Regions from separate parts of the Homo sapiens genome. Here region 1 is linked to region 2. The links are chromatin loops, found by intact Hi-C in ENCODE. Cell type or tissue: chondrocyte. All regions are shown on one strand. Links, peaks and the distances in the headings refer to the core of each region. The heading gives the core; the rest is flanking DNA.

Region 1 (5,390 bases), core at 88-5,087, 350 kb before region 2:
TCGTAGACAAACTCTTCAAGTGGAAAAATATTTTGGCTATTTCGTGTATGGTCAGAAGTGAGAGGGTAAAAGCAGAAGGTGTTCATTTTGTTGGTTGTTTGATATATATTCTTGAACACCTGCCGCATGCAGGCACTGTTCTGGGGACACCACAAGACACACAGTGTCTGATTTCATACAGTTTACATCTCAGCAGTAAAAGTTGTCAGAAACAAATTGGGAAAATACTGGGTACACAGATAGTGCTCGGCCCTTAGGGATATCACAAACTGGGTAGGAAGAGTTGTGTGAAATGTATATTTTGTAATAAATTAAAGTATTACTTTAATAGATAACTGGAAGAAAAAAGTTCTAATGTCAGACAAGTCGCTGGTGCTGTATTATTAAAACAAGGAAATTAAACTTAATGGCACCAGAGGGAAAATGGTAAAAATGATTTTCTGGTCACATGTTATTAACCATAATAAACTAAATAGAAAAATGGTAAGTGGGGAAAGGGCTAGGTTATTCATACCCTCAAGGCATGCACAGTTAGAAGATGAAAGTAGCTTCCTATTTCCAGCTTAACTCTTTCCTGGGCTTTATATAACATCCCAAAATGTATTCTGGCTTTGGTATTCCTATGAGGTATAATATCCACCTTAAATGATTCTTGTTACAAGCCTCAGAGTTACTTTATTTGTCCTTGGAGACAGAAAATAAGCTTTTACCTCTCTTCTGGATTCATTTTCAAAAATGATTCTTGGAAATGAGTTTTCCTTAGACACATTTATATATAATGACAGGCTAATATCTTACACACCATTACTGTATGTAATAACAGTGTGACAAAACTGACAAGAACTAGGCTATAGATGTAAGGCAATTAGCTGTGAAGGGAGAGTTATCCAGCAGGAAGGATGGGCATCATCATGCTGTGTCGTGACTTAATGATTACTAAGTGATAAATGTGGATATCTCCTGAGGCAAAACTTCAAATAAGTGAAATTTGTTCTTATGGCCCCACTTTTCTTTTTTGGCATACACTTTCTTGCTTCTGAGTCCTTCTTGTCATGGAGAAAAGTCCCAGCCCAGAGACTAAATCTTAGTAGGTGATCAATATCTCTTATTAAATTGGTATATGAGTGGATGGGTAGATGGGTGGGTGAATGGGTAGGTGGAGAGCAGATGGATGGGTGGGTAGGTGCATGGATAGATGGATGAATGGGTGGGTGAATGGGTGGGTGAATGAATGAGTAGATGGATGGATAAATGAACATGTGGGTGGGTGGGTGGATGGATGGATTGATGGAAGGGTGGCTGGGTGGGTGGATAGGTGAATGGATGGGTAGAAGAATGGGTGGGTGGATGGATGGAAGGATGGATAGATGGATGGATGGATAGATGAATGGGTGGGTAGATGGATGAATGGATGGGTGGATGGATAGGTGGGTGGATGGATGGGTGAATGAATGGGTGGATGGATGGATGGATGGATGGATGGATGGATGGATGGATGGATAGATGAATGGATGAATGGATGGGTGGGTGGATGGATGGACAGATGGGTGGGTGGATGGATGATTGGGTGGATGCATGGATGGATAGATGGATTGGTGGAGGGATGAGTGTGTCAATGGATGGATGGGTGGATAGGTGGATGGATGAATGGGTAGATGAGTGGATGGATAACTCATTCACCAAAAAATATAAGGAGTTGATCATATGACCCATCCACATTTCCAACAGTGCTTATCTCAAGGGTGAAGTGTTAATGATGGAATTTTGGGGATCAGTGAAGAGGTGTTTTTAGACAGAAAGGACTTCTTTCTGGTACTCTTTGGCTTTTTGGGCTTAGCTCTTTGAGGCTATGCTGTAAAATAAAGATAGATGATACCAATCTTTTAAGGCCATTATGAGGATTAAAGACAATATTTGCAAAATGTCCAGCCATATCCTGCACATAGTAGGTGGTAAATAATAATAACTCTTAGCTCTTGTCATAATTTCCTTTCAAGTCATGTTGTCATTTCCAAGCATAACCCATCATTTACCCCTTGATATACCTACAGGGAACAACCCAATGCCTACCTAATAAACTTCTTCTCATCCTTTAAGGCCCAGCCTAATATCCCATTAATAGACAAGCCTTCCCAAATCCCACTTCCATACCAGGCAAATATAGTCTATCCTCTCTCTACTTCCATTATTCATATAATAACTATGTAAAATAGGTATTATTATTCCCAGATGCTGGGACAAGAATGAGGCAAGCAAGTTACCTAGGGTACAAAATTTAAGGAGGCACTTACACTCAGGGTTGTGCACGAGTCTCCCATACCTCTCCCTAGGCCTGGTGCTGATTAGTTCCTCTTGATTGAAGAGGAAGCCCAATTTCAAGCAGATGAAGTGTCTTCCTGGTAGGTGGCAGCAGGGACAAAGCCAATATTCTTATTTTATTACACACAAGTTCCTAGAGCAGAGCCTGGTACCCAATTGATGCTCAATAATTTGTCAAATAAATAAACTGAAGCTGTAGGGTAGGTAGCAATTTGGCCTGATATTTGATGTAGTAGTAATGATGATAATGATGATGATGATGATGATGATAAAAATCCAGTCTTTACTACATGTGTACTGTGTGCTAGGCACTCTGCTAAATGCTTTGCTTACAAGTTTTCTCACAATTCCATGGGTAAGGCATGGTTTATTAAAATTTTCATTCTGTATGAAAAAAACGAGGCTCAAAGAAGTTAACCCCTTTGCCTGAGGTCACAGAGTTAGTATGTTTTCATTAAACATATGATATAAATGAGAGTAGCCCGACTCAGGCACCCTTCAATTTGATTTTATCACTTTCACTTTAAAATACTAATTGAAGGCTTTCTTTCCCTCAGAATAAGCAAAGGCTAGTGACCCATCTTAGTGTTAGTGCTGAATTTTTCAAAGGTCTAAAGGTGTTTCCAAACACCTCTCTAACAAGGACAGAACTCTCCTCTGCCAACAGGACCGATGTAAGAATAAGACATTTAGAAGGCATCCAAGCTGAAGAAGACAAACTAAGGATAGCAGACATGCCAACCCCACTCTTGTGAAGTGTGTTTACTCATCTGTTATGAGCTCACTCTAATGCAACTTTACTTTTGGTGTAATAAATTGTATTAACTTTATGCTTGAGTGAGTTATCTCTCAAAATAGAAAAATGTGTATTTCCAGGAGTCTTCTTTCATTTACACATGGAAGTCTACGGGAGTTTAAAAAATGGATTTTAAGAGCTCCAGTGATGGCTAAGAAATTGCTATTTCAGTCTTGAAAATTGCCTTTTCTACCAGAAACACTGAGCAAGGCAATCAGACCATCTGATCTTGCTGGATTGGAAAAAATTACTCAGGCACTGAGATGGCCTCTAAAATTTGATCCCCTTCCCCCTTGACAATAATGATAAAAATTAAAACTTGGGCTCCCTTATCAGAATACTTAAATAGGATAACACAGAAAGCCAACTTGTATCTTTTTTTTTTTTTTAAGAAAGAAGGCATCTAAACATTCTAAGTCCTTTTTTTCTCTGTTGTGTTACAATTCAGGTAACTCAGCTAAGTACTGTGGTGAAAATGGGAACCTAAGTAAACTCCAGATTTTAGTATTAACTTTTTCTGTGTAAAGAGCTTAATCTCCCACTTTTAATAGGTCGAAGTTATTGTATTAGGTTTGATGACAAACAGATGTAATGATTTAGCTATATCCCTATAATCCGGATAGTCTAAGTCCTCATAGTAATCCCTGATCATTCTTTCCTTTAGTAGCCACATGTAATTCATTGAACTCTCGTTTACTCATAACTGTGGAAAGTTAAAGGTACTTCCCAAATTCTCCTCAGTATGGGAAAAAGTGCTTGTATGCTCCTGGTGGTTGCCTTTCACCCTTAATTACAAATACCTGCTGTCAACATAATCTTGATCACCTCTTGCTTGTGAGCTACTGGCCTCTTTATTTTTTTAACTTTTAAAAACTTTCTTTATGTAGAAATACAAGTCTAGAAATACTGGCCTCTTTTTACTGCTGCATCCCAAACATGTTCTTCTTTCCTCCTTTGCAAAAGCCCCTCTATCAATGCTATAGAATGTAATGAACTTTTACTGAAAGTTAGAGACCAATTGGGAAATTATAGCATAGACCAGGAAGCTATCTAAAAATGAATATTAGAATTTCTGGCATCCAACTAGGATGTAGAAACCATGAGAGTGTTGCATTCGCCCTAAAAATAAAACCTTAGGTAATCGGCCGGGCGCAGTGGCTCACGCCTGTAATATCAGCACTTTGGGAGGCCAAAGCAGGCGGATCCCAAGGTCAGGAGGTCGAGACCATGCTGGCTAACACGGTGAAACCCCGTCTCTACTAAAAATAAGAAAAAAAAAAAAATGTAGCCAGGCGTGGTGCCGCGCGCCTGTAGTCCCAGCTACTCGGGAGGCTGAGGCAGGAGAATGGCGTGAACCCGGGAGGCGGAGCTTGCAGTGAGCTGAGATCGCACCACTGGACTCCTGCCTGGGCGACAGAGCGAGACTCTGGGAAAAAAAAAACAAAACAAAACAAAAAAAAAAAAAACACCTTAGGTAATCAACAAAATTATCTATTTTCTTGACTCTAGGAGAAAATTGAATTCACAAAGAAAACTACTAGCCTGAAGTCTTAAAGAAAGGCAGGGTGGGCCACTCTGGCAGAGTTCAGGAAAAAGCTGTATATAGCAGAAAAAGCTGGTATAGCAGATAAGAAGTTCGGTAAAACATGTTAACGAATTGCTAAAGTTTAGGGGTGGACCAGTTGGAGAATACAGAACACCTAGGTGCCAAACAAACAAAGAGGCTCTTCTTTGCTAATATTCACAAGAAAGATTAAGGGAGGCTTGGGAGCCTAGAGAAAGCCTGTTGTCAGTGACACAGGCTTGAAGAAGGCAGCAGCTACTGCTGTGAGAAAGCCGCGAAGCTCTGTCTGTATCTTTTTCTCTTTGAGGAATGAAGGCGTAAGACAGTGAAGAAACAGCAGCAAACCCTGAAATCCCCAAAGCATTGTGAATACCCATGTGGCTGAAGGTAAAAGAAAAATACCGTCTATGTCAGGGGGAAGGGCAATAAACCATTTGGGTTTCTTATGCCTTTTATGACAGGGTGTGAGGTAGGATCTTTAAGAAAGCTTTTCCTCTGAGACCAAGGGACACAGATTCTGCCTAAGCTGAGGCTGGACAAAGACAACAAACAAACCCCCTACTCCTCCCCTCATTTGCAGAGTAACAAGAAAGAGCATTCTTTTTTCTGGAGAAAAAGTAAATCGTTTCTACTGGACAGGGAATAAAACAACTATGGTTAATTTGTTAAAAGTTCTTTTGGAGAAGTTATACAGATATGTACAAACAGATG
Region 2 (5,390 bases), core at 313-5,312:
CCATGGTGCCCCGCTAATTTTTGTATTTTTGTAGAGACAGGATTTTGCCATGTTGACTGGGCTTGTCTCAAACTCCTGACCTCAGGTCATCCACCTGCCTTAGCATCCCAAAGTGCTAGTATTACAGGTGTGAGCCACCATGCCTGAAAGCAGAGCTCTTCTTGTTCTCTTCTCCTCCTCCCCACTCTACCATGCCAGTTTACTTGCTTCAGAGTAATTATTCTCTAAAAATTCCCATTTGTGTACTTGCTTATTGCCTATCTCTCCTCTCCACTCCCTCTAGAACCTAAGCTTCAAGAAAGCAGACACCTTGTCTATCTGGTCAACCAGATGAAGATTTATCATGAAGCTAAGGTTGCTTATGCTCAGGGGCCCTCATTTGCATATGCCCCTTCCAAAGCCACATATTTAGTTTTGTATTTGTAATTTTGTATTCCTTTTCTTAAAGAAGGTTCCCCAAATTGTTTAAACCTCAGGCCTCTGTCAAAGAAAAACAGCCACACATCAGTTAAAATGGTAAAACAGATTTTATTTAATAACTACTGACAGTGAGGAAGAGTTGAACTCCAACCCAAGTTGTACAGAGGTGATGGGGCTTTTCTTTTCTTTTTCTTTTTTATTTTTTTAGACAGGGTCTCACCTGTTACCGAGGCTGGAGTGCAGTGGTGCGATCTCGGCTCACAGCAACCTCCGTCTCCCGAGTTCAGGTGATTCTCCTGCCTCGGCCTCCCGAGTAGTTGGGATTACAGGTGTGTGCTGCCATGCCCAGCTAATTTTTGTATTTTTAGTAGAGATCGGGTTTCACCATGTTGGCCAGGCTGGTCTCAAACTCCTGGCCTCAGGTTATTCACCCATCTCAGCCTCCCAAAGTGCTGGGATTACAGGCATGAGCTGGCAGGCTGGGTGGCTGGTGATAGGGCTTTTCAAAGGGAGAATGAGGGAGTAGGAAGGGGGCATGGCAAGGGCTTGAGCAGAGTTAGGGAAGTGAAAAACCATAAAAAGCTGGAAGGGGAATGGATCTATGTGAAATCCATCTGGGTTTGCTAATCGGCATTTGTCAAATTTAAGCATCTAACCCTCCCAGAGAGATGGGGAGTTGGGCCCTATCATTTAGCTTCCTCATTCATCTTCTTTGAACAGCACTTTCATCCTGTCACTTCCCTATTTCAGAAATCTTCAGCAACTCCCACATGAATGGAGAATAAAATTCAGATCTCTGAGCCTGCCATTCAAGGCCAGCTACAACCTGCTTGTTCACCCTTACCTCCTACTTCTTGTCTTCATAAACACTACCATCGCCAGACAGGTCTCTTTACAGCTTCCTGAACATTTCTGGCTCCTTCCATCTACCCATTACTTCACATTACATCATCTGGAGATCAACTTTCCTCCACTCTTAGCCCCCTGTGAACCTTATCCCTGCTTCAAGATCCTTCTCCGTGAAGCCTTTCCAGACTCAGGTAGAGCCCGAGTTCTCTCCCTCTTCTGAATTCTGGCCAGGCAGGCCATTCGTTTAGAACTGCCTGCCATCCATGACCAGTTCCCTTTTCTCACCGAGCCCTGCCTGCTGATCTGGATTATACAAGCACTTCATCCAAGGACCATATCCTCACTGCAGCCATTCCTAGTTTAGAGGCCCCAGTGGAGATTGAGGTCCCAGAGAGGCCAGTTGGGTTGTGTATTTGGAACCCACTGAGAATAAATAACAGAATTTTATAGCTTCTTTGAAACCAAGTAAAATCACCAGAAATGTGAACAGAAAAGAAATAAAGTCATGTAAGATGGGGATATAATAATTTAGTGTAAGTTCCTAAATCACAAATTCTTCAAAGGTAGCTCTATAATAGTTCTGGAAAAATACCTGGTGCAGGAGCATTTACTGCAAGATTGCACACCCAAAGATATTACAGTATAGCAATTGATAATGTGGTGATAATGGTGGCAGTGATATTGCTGGCAATGCAAAGCAAACTCTAGTCCTTTAAGGTAAATGAGACATTGGTATTGTTTGATGGGGTCCTGCAATGAGCAGAAATTATTCACTGCCTTCTATGTTAACAACACCAAAGGAAACAAAGTTTTTCCAAAGGGGAGAATAATTTATATTTCATTTTTTAAAAAATGGTTACATTTTCCCCAAGGCATAATGGAAGAGTCTCCTTCAAACAATATACTTCTAGAAAAGAAAGTACTTTTAGGAAATGGGGAAGAGCTTTTGTTTCCTGCTAGCATCAGGCTTTTTGTCTTCTTTTGTGTCTTCTTTTCAGCGATAGGCAAAACGACAGTTTTTTAGTAGAAGTTAAAATTATAGCCCTACTAAAATCTACTAAAATACAGTATTTTATTTCAGTTTAGACTCATTTCCAATTGCATTTAATCTTTTCCAGGCTTGTTATTGCTTTTTCTTACAATTTCCAATGTGAAATGACATTTTTAGTCTCTTTTGCCCTCTATTGAATTGCCCTGGTAATAACAGTAACTAGCAAAATGCTAGTTCTCTAGCATGTAGGAGAAGACATAAATATTTGATCTCAGATCAGTGATGTGTGTAATTGTTGCTATAGAGGAAGCCTTTGATTGCTGCCCAAATCTGGAGGCTTATTAAAATTTAATTTCTGGATCTTTTTCACATATATAAAACTCAGAACATTTCATAGTATATAAAGTAACCCTTCCCTGTTCCTATGGCAAGCTACTCTTTCTCCCAGGGATGGAGCAGTAAGAAATGCGTCTCATCCACAGGAATAGGATTTAGATATGAAAGAGCAATTCCTTCAATGAGTACCGAAAAATTCAGGAAAGAAATATCAAGGGAAATTGTGGATCATCATGTCTAGAAATCATCACATATGAGACAGATTCTGATTTGTCTGCATAACTTTTGGATTATTAATATGGCTAGTTTCTGAAAAATTATAGTAAAGCAAAAGAGGAAAAAATAGATATGAAAGTAATTAATATATTAGCTTGCCTTCATAATTTAATAGCAATTAAATGCTATTCATAAATTATATTTGCAGAATTCCAACCATAAAAAAACATAAATTATGCAAAATTATTTGGGCAACAATGGCAGAAGTATAATATGTAAAGTTTTTCCTTTTAATACTTACATTACAATTGTAAGTGGGATTTGGCTACTGGCTGACTCATCTCATTATATCCAGATGAATGAAGTACTAAAGAAGCAGATAATCCTGAAGCTTAATTTTATATGTTAGTTTCAAAGCCTCTCAGCTGTACTCAAAGCTGTTATAGTAGCACAACTGACTGATCTATCTTCTACCTCTTCTGGTTTCCCTCCTTCCCTGATAGGATAGGACATGAATCCTAAGGGATTAAAAAAAAGTTAGCAAAGCAATAATGTAGGTAATCCAAGAGGGCTAGATATACATATCTTCCCTTAGATAATTCAAGATTGACCGAAAAGTAAATGTAAAAACAATCTAATGAGATTTTTAGAAACCTAAAGAGCTCGGATTCTCTTGTTGGCAGGCATTATGCAATTAATTTCACTACTGGGATTGAAGATTAGAATGGCTAAAAGTACAAGTTAAGAAAATAGACTCTGGAGTTGGCCGGGCGCGGTGGCTCACACCTGTAATCCCAGCACTTTGGGAGGCTGAGGCGGGTGGATCACTTGAGGTCAGGAGTTCGAGACCAGACTGGCCAACGTGGTGAAACCCTGTCTCTACTAAAAATACAAAAATTAGCCGGGTGTGGTGGCATGCGCCTGTTATCCCTGCTACTTGGGAGGCTGAGGCAGGAGAATTGCTTGAACCTGGGAGGTGGAGATTGCAGTGAGCCAAGATTGCGCCACTGCACTCCAGCCTGGATAATGGAATGAGACTGTTTGTCTCAAGAAAAAAAAAAGAAACTAGACTCTGGAGTCAAACAATCTAAAAGTTCAACATGGGTTATGCCACTTAGTTGCTGTGAGATCTTAAGCAAGTTATGTAACTCGCTAGGCCTCAATTTCCTCATTTGGGTAATGAAAAAAATAAAACTTCATAGAGTTGTTCTGAAAGTTAAATGAGAAAATATCTTTAAAATACTAGAAAAGGACTTGGCCAGAACAGACTTCTGATTAATACTAGTCATTATTAGCATCATCACAATGATTAAAATTCTCAACATTGTTATTTTAGCATTAATAATAAAGATAATAGTAATAGCCTTAAGAAGGAAAATTTCCCTAGGCATTTGCTAGAAAAGAAAGCAAAGAGAGGAGGTCTGACTTCTGTGCATGCTTCCACCCTGGACTTACATTATGCTTGCAACTCAATATTGTGTTTGAGGCTGTGACCCAGGGCAGGATAAAGCCCACAATATTTCTTGGCATCGCACATGAGACACCATTGTGATCTTGTGTTTACTGTCTACTTTCTAAGCAGAGTTCTGAGTTGTTCAGGTGACTGATCAACCAGCAACCATGGAAGTCTTGAGCTGTCAGTTATGTAGTTCTTCATTTTGGGTATACATGGTCCTGGTTTGGGCCAAAAATTAGAATGAGGGACTTATTTGACTTTATAACTTCTTCATATAGAAAACTGTTATACAACCCTGGGCCCCAAAAGTCAGACAGGATGAGATTTTTATTCTCAAGACATATGCATAATTCTGAAGTAAAAAGTAGCAATTTGTTTCAAATATAGAAATATGGAAATTGAATATAAGAAGTTATTTTTCTTTTTTGCCATACTATTTGAAAAGTCCATGATCATTATTTCTGAAAATTAATATGTATCATATTAAACTATTTAAACAGGGTAAAAAGTATGCCATGAAAATAAATTATCCTGCCACCCTAACCCTGGTATTTGAGTTTACTTTCTCAGAAATAAATATTATTACTGTTTGATTATTATGTTAAACATAATCTTTTAATCAAGATACCTTTCTCTGGGATTTTCTTGGTGTTATACTGAGCAGGGGTCTAAATATCAGAAGACTCCTCATCATCAAATTAAAAAACAATTGGGCCTAGCACGGTGGCTTATGCCTCTAATCCCAGCACTTTGGGGGCCAAGGCAGGCAGATCACTTGAGGTCAGCAGTTCGAGACCAGCCTGGCCAACATGGTGAAACCTTGTCTATACAAAAAATACTAAAATTAGGCCGGGGGAATCCCAGCACTTTCGGAGGCTGAGGCGGGCAGATCATGAGGTCAAGAGATAGAGAGCATCCTGGCCAACATGCTGAAACCCCGTCTCTACTAAAAATACAAAACATTAGCTAAGTGTGGTGGTGTGTGCCTGTAGTCCCAGCTACTGGGGAGGCTGAGGCAGGAGAATTGCTTGAACCTAGGAGGCGGAGATGGCAGTGAGCCAAGATCACACCACTGCACTCTAGCCTGGTGACAGAGCAAGACTCCATCTCAAAAAAAAAAAA

Evidence for each region. A loop is a pair of places that touch in the nucleus more often than their neighbours do. Peaks named below come from ENCODE experiments on the same cell type or tissue, not always from the same donor. Only the 100,000 strongest peaks of a DNase experiment are listed, where the experiment ranks them.
Region 1: it touches region 2 in a loop (2.6-fold over the local background); 14 of 110 quality-filtered maps call a loop at or near these places.

Annotation. Positions count from the first base shown.
Region 1 is chr12:45,531,893-45,537,282 of GRCh38, reverse strand. The region is part of intron 1 of LOC105369743 (a long non-coding RNA gene); the gene reads left to right. Among named protein-coding and RNA genes, the nearest start is that of LINC00938, 190 kb to the left of the region's middle. In chondrocyte, for the core only: no CTCF peak of the experiment used is centred there; no DNase peak of the experiment used is centred there.
Region 2 is chr12:45,180,511-45,185,900 of GRCh38, reverse strand. It overlaps the pseudogene PLEKHA8P1. Among named protein-coding and RNA genes, the nearest start is that of ANO6, 33 kb to the left of the region's middle. In chondrocyte, for the core only: a CTCF peak has its summit at 2,442; no DNase peak of the experiment used is centred there.